2 separate regions of the Mus musculus genome follow, and region 1 is linked to region 2. The links are chromatin loops, found by intact Hi-C in ENCODE. Cell type or tissue: left cerebral cortex. All regions are shown on one strand. Each heading gives the region's core, and the rest is flanking DNA. Links, peaks and the distances in the headings are about the cores only.

Evidence for each region. Hi-C counts contacts between places; a loop is a spot of excess contacts. Peaks named below come from ENCODE experiments on the same cell type or tissue, not always from the same donor. Only the 100,000 strongest peaks of a DNase experiment are listed, where the experiment ranks them.
Region 1: a loop joins it to region 2, with 4 times the contacts of the local background. A loop is called at or near these places in 2 of 42 quality-filtered maps.

The regions. Positions count from the first base shown.
Region 1 is chr11:72,606,110-72,609,005 of GRCm38, forward strand. It overlaps Ube2g1 (ubiquitin-conjugating enzyme E2G 1), which reads left to right and starts at 1,152. Exons shown (of 6, transcript NM_025985.4): 1 at 1,152-1,526. The coding sequence starts at 1,481. It overlaps Gm51906 (a long non-coding RNA gene), which reads right to left and starts at 1,054. Exons shown (of 4, transcript XR_003949712.1): 1 at 832-1,054. In left cerebral cortex, for the core only: a CTCF peak has its summit at 1,128; DNase peaks (open chromatin) are centred at 1,068, 1,643 and 2,395; H3K4me3 peaks cover 2,261 bases; H3K27ac peaks cover 2,113 bases.
Region 2 is chr11:72,488,773-72,491,668 of GRCm38, forward strand. Spns2 (spinster homolog 2) reads right to left here and starts at 1,148. Exons shown (of 13, transcript NM_153060.3): 1 at 654-1,148. The coding sequence starts at 1,023. In left cerebral cortex, for the core only: a CTCF peak has its summit at 1,349; DNase peaks (open chromatin) are centred at 701, 1,261, 1,760 and 2,617; H3K4me3 peaks cover 1,479 bases; H3K27ac peaks cover 1,821 bases.

The sequences.
Region 1 (2,896 bases), core at 130-2,629, 120 kb after region 2:
TCACAGAAGCTTCATGCTTTTGTGGGTAGAAATGGACCTGATTTCCTATGCACAGTTTTTGTTTTCTACAGTCCAGGTACAGGGAAGTAGGGATTGAACAAACACTTATTGAAAGAACAAGCAAGGGGCTGGAGAGATGGCTTAGCGGTTAAGAACACTGGCTGATTTCCCAAAGGTCCTGAGTTCAATTCTCAGCAACATGGTGGCTCACAACCATCAGTAATGGGATCCTATGACCTCTCTTGGTGTGTCTGAAGAGAACAACAGTGTAGTCATATACATAAGTAAATAAATCTTTAAAAGAAAGAAAGAAGAAACAAAATTGAGTGTCAATGTTACTTTTCCCCCTTCCCTTTTTTGTTTCTTTATTGCTACAGTGTTGACAAAGCACTCAACTGGGAAATGGGCAAGGAGGTTGGATAAGGTTGACTTTTCCTAATCTCGGCTTTCACACTTGGACTTTACATAGTAGGTGCCTTTTCTAGAGGAGTCTGATCTATTATGGATCCTCATCCCCAGACGGAGATTGGGTATCACTGTGCAGCGAAGGGGACCTGGGTCTTCTAATCCTCAGCCTCAAGTGTTGAGATTACAGGAGAATACCACCTGAATCCGAACCATTTATCAGGTTGTGCTAATCACAACTCTGCACTTTACTCAGTCTTACTATTTACTTAAACGTTTTCTGCTATGAGACTCATAACATTTTTATTTCAAGGACCATTCTGTGCATTCTTTATGAATTATCACCATGCACTCTATTTTGCGGCTGCTTAAAATGGTGCACACCAGTACTAAATTCGGCTTTGTAACAATGACTAATTCGCACACCTCCGATGTAGTGTTGGATGGCTGCTGGGTCCTCGCCAACATCTACCACTTCTGGTCCCATCACGCTTAGACCTCCTGCTTATACCGGGAGGCAGCGTCCTGACCCTCCGCGACCTCTTTGTCATGGCGTCCGCGGGGCGTCTACCAGCCGACGCTTCCGCAGCTGGGCGGGCGTGGACCTTCCCAAGATGGCGGGGCTGAGCCCACTGCGCGCGGTGGGCGGGGTTCCACCGCCGGAGGCGGGGCAGCAGGGCCGAGGGGTCGGGCTAGCAGGAGTGCTGCTTCTGAAGGAGGCAGGCTCAGCGCGCTTGCGCGGAGCGGCCCTGCGCGCAGTGAGGCAGTGGCGGGGGAAGGCACCGGTGGGGCCGACGGGCGGGCAGAGGAGGGAAGCGGGCGAGCGAAGTCCCAGTGCGCGCCGCGGCGGCCCGGGTACCCTCCCCTTCCGGGCGTGAGGCGCTGAGCGAGGAAAGCCGAGCGGAGCGGACTCGCATAGGCGGCGAGGTGCTTCTCGGGTCTCCCAAGACCGGCCTCCCCGCGGCTTCGGCGCTCCGGTCCGGGTTCCTCAACACACATCTAGCTCCAGGCACCGGCAGAGCTTGTCGCCAGTCCGTCGAAGTCCCGGTGGCGGCCCGGGCTCTCGGTGGGGAGGATGACGGAGCTGCAGTCGGCGCTGCTACTGCGAAGACAGCTGGCAGGTGAGCGGCGGGGCGCCGGGCCGCGATCGCGGACTGCCGAGCCACTCGCCTCCTCTCGCCCGCTCGGAGGCTGGGTGGTGGCGGGCCGCGAGGGTGGGAGCCCGCGAGTCGCGGCGAGCTGGCGACACTCCTGGCCCGGCTGTGGAGGGTGTTGGGGGCGGGGACGCTCCCCAGCCTCGCCCTCGGACGGGCCGGACGCCCTGGGCGGCTGCCCCCTCCCCCACGGCACTGGGGCGTTGCGGGGGAGGGGCGTGGGTCCCGGTCGGGCCGACCCTCCCTGAGGGGCGGATCCCGGGCTCAGGTGCGGCGGAGGCCGCGGAACCTCGGGGACCCCGGGAGCTTGCGGGGTCCCCGCGCGGCTGTGAGTCCGAGCCGTGTCGGGGGCCGGAGAGGGGAGGCGCGCCAAACTTCTGGCCCGGCAGCGCGGGGTTCGCGGAGTTAGGGCAGACAACAAAAGCGACGGCGGGGCTGGCCCGGGTGCTGACGCGGGGCACCGGGGGGCTCGGCGGGGAGCGCGACTCCGCTTCGCCTGCCTCCGCCTGGCACGAGCTCGGGCTGCGCCGCCCGTCTGGGGGAGGGTGGGCGCGGGCGCTGGGGAGAGCGGCTCGCTGGCCGGCCCGGGCTTTGTGCTCCGTGGGCACGGCTCGGGCTCCTTCGCGCAGGCTCGCGGCCACCGGGCTGCGGCCCGCCTTAGGCTCTGGCCAGGGGCGGCGGCTCAGTGCCTCCCCCGTGGAGTCTCTGTCCCCCTCCCCCATTGTCCCGGCCTCTGGCCGTTTGCGGCTTCCAGGTTGACTTTTTAGGGGGTTGGCTCCTACTCTGCTAGGACTGTGTGAGCGGAGCATGCGCGCTGGAGGCGTACGTGTGCGGAGTGGAAGGGGGGGAGGGAGGAGGCGGGTTGGTGCCTTCACAATGCCGCCCCACGTGCTGCCAGATTTAAAGAGAAATGAACCGGTAGTTAGCCCTGCTGTCCTACGCCAAGCGTGTGCCTGGCTTGGTTCAGGCGACTTCACCCCTCCTCAACCTGTAGCCAGTCCTCTCCCCCCACCCCCCTTTTAAACTTTCTGAAAGCCGGAATGTTGATAAATGAAATAGATTTCTATGAGTTTGAGGTGTCAGCTAAATCACCTTTATGACTTCTTAAGGAAAAGGTCGACAGGGGCTGTTACAGATTGTATAATTAGGTTTATTATTAGACCATGAGCTAACAGGTTTGGACAAGTATTAAAATTCTAGGTGGGACAGCAATTTGAAGTGGATGGAAAAGTTAGAATCCCCATCAGAAATATTTTCGAAAGAAGTTAAACAATTTATTGCATCTTATTTAAAAACATTCTTTTTCTGAGGTCTTTTTCGCCTTTTGTTTTGGATGA
Region 2 (2,896 bases), core at 296-2,795:
GCCATGGAGCAGAAGGAGGCGTCTCCAGGCCTCAAGCCAGGGCCAGCTGCAAACCGCATCCTGGGTCCCCAGGCGGCACGGACCCGCCCCGCCCCTCCCTCGGCTCCCCGCAGGCCCGAGCCTTTGTCAGCCACGCGCTTACAAGCTCACACACACATATCCGCGCTGCCACGCGCGCGCACACTCCGGCTGCCTGGCGCACACCCGCAAGAGGCGCACACACTGGCCGCACGCATGCAGGGGGGTGGCTGAGACCGAGGAAAGAAGGAACAGACGGGCCGTGCAAGCACAGACGGCCTGGACTAAGGGAAAAGGAGGAGAGGCCGGGGAACCTGCGGCTGTGGAGGAAGGGGGCGCACAGGCGATAAGGCAAGAGAGACGCAGAGGAGACTCTGGGAGGACAACGGATGAGCCGTCAAGGGCTTGGCGAAGGCTCACAAGCTGCTCCAGGGGTGGAAACTCCACCAATCCCTAACACGGGGAGCGTGGGGTGCTTTGGATTGGACCCATGGAACGCCAAAGCATCGCTTGAACAGAGGGTCCTTAGGGACTCTCCAGAGGGCTTGGATCTAGGGAGCTGGCAACCAAAAGCTCCCTAGGGCATCTGGGATGGAAGGGCCCTGGTCCTCGGGCTAGATGGGGCATTTGCTCACCTGCCACAGTGTACCTGTCCAGGTAGTTGAGCACGTTGCCTAAACTCAGGATGGCAGCAGCTGCCCCCCGCCCTCGGCCTAAGCTGGCCGGTTTGGGCTGCGGCGCGCTGGGGCCCTTGGCAGCTGCTGCGCAGCCAGGGGTGCTGGGGATGCTGGGGAGTCCGGACGGGACCCGCCTCACGCTGCCGGACAACGTCTGCACCTCTTCGTCGGCGGACACGACTCCAGCGCCCCCAACACCCCGCGCCCCGCAGCAAGCGCTACCTCCAGCCCCTGGCTGCGCCCCCCGGCGCCGGCGCCGCCGCTCGGCGTCCGCCTCCTCCTCCTCCGCGCCGCCCGCCGCCGCCGAGGCGCATTCCAGGCACATCATGCCGGCCCGGGCCGGGGCGGCGGGGGGCGCGGGGGGCTCGGGGGACGCGAGGCCCAGCCCGGGCCCGCTCAGTGCGTGCGCGCGCCGCGGAGCCGCCGCTGCACCATCCCGGCCCGGCCCGTCCGCTTCTGCGCTCGGGCTCCAGCCCTGGCTGCGCCGCTGCTACTGTTCAGTCAGTGAGACGCGCGGCCCCGGCGGCTCTGACAGCTGCGGCCGGCCCCGCCCACCAAGCTCGTGTGCCCAATCACCTCCGGGCTCAAGCCACAGCCCCGCCCCGCACGTGCTGCCCCGGGGGGTGCGGGGGCGCCTGGCCGCACAGCCCCACCCGCCTGACGGGGGCGCAAGTCACGCAGTAGCGCTGCGGCCACGGAACCCTCGGGGATCAGGAAGCGATTGCGGGGAGCTGCAGCACCGATTAGGATTTAGGTGAGGGAAGAAGGGTACCCCAGACCCTACTCAACTTCCACCCTGCCCCTGCGATGGGAGAGGACCCCTGGCTGAGGCCGAGGAAGGCCCATGGCTTAAGCTACGCATTAAAAAAAAAAAGTCTCAGATGGTCAAAACTGGGGAACCTGTTGTAGAGCTGACTCCAACAGTTACTCACCTTAATTCAGTCTGTTTAGGCAGCGCTGCCTAAGAAACATGATTGGTGGACCCAGGACACAGACCTCATGAAGGTCCATTGCTCTCCTCTATAGAGAAGCACCTCCATGCTATGACCTGGGCTCACTCTGACCATATCTCTACCCCCCATAGAGTGGAGCTTGTGAGAACCAGGGCTCGGATTAGAGCCCAAAAGAACCAGGAGGGCCTCCTCAATGCCAGGCAGGGTGTCCTACACCTGTAACCCCAGCGTTTGGGAGGCTGAGTCAGGAGAGATCCAATCTCAGACAAACGAGAAGGAGAGGGGATGGAGCAGAAAAAGCCTTTGAGGGGGGTACCATCTCCCCAAAACCCTTAGTGAAAGTTGGAAAGCTGGATCCTAGCCTATATCTGCTCTTGCGTGTGGCTTAACATTGGACGAAACCTCTATCTTTCTGGGTCTTTGTTTCTATTGGGGGAATATAGTCCAGGTAGTTGAGCACGTTGGGGGGGGGGGGGTTGTCAGTTCTGGAGAATGGCTAGGTAGCTTCTGTGTAAAGAACAGTCTTCTCTTGTAAGTCCATCATTTGGGAGGCAGAGGCAGGTGAAACTCCGAGGTTCCAGGCCAGCGAGTCCAGGCCAACACGTCTCTAAATAAATAAATATGTAAAAGGAAAGAAAGAAGTTAAAACCCAGTATAGCATGTTCTCCCTAGTATGTGCCAAACCCTTGGTTCAAATGAGAGAGTCAGGGGAGACTTAATTCAGCCCCTCAGATATCCAGTGGTTTCTGTCTGTTTCACAGACAGACTTCAGGTCACCAAGGTGACCCGTCATAAACAGACAACTAGTCAATGGTCTGGTTGGTACGAAGCCAGGGCCCTGAAATCATCTTGCTAGTGCAGGCTGCTCCAGAGCCCACGTCCACAACAGGAACATCTTGTGAAGGTGTCAACCACAGTGAGTCATGGCATAGCCAACGGATGACAAAGCATAAGGCACTCAAGCACACACACACACACATACACACACACACACACACACACACACACACACACACACACACACACACGAACACACACACACACTCCACTGTCTTAGTGAGCAGAGTTAATCCCCAAGCTGGTGTTTCTTGGCGCCTTCAAGGTGTCTTTTAAATTCTGTGAACTGACTAAAAATATGCTTCGGCGTGTTGAGTATGAATGACTGTGACGGAAGGTTAGGAAAACAGATTTCATTCTGAAAGTTGCCTGCTGCCTCTTTCCAGCTGGCTGGATTCTGGCCTGTAAAGT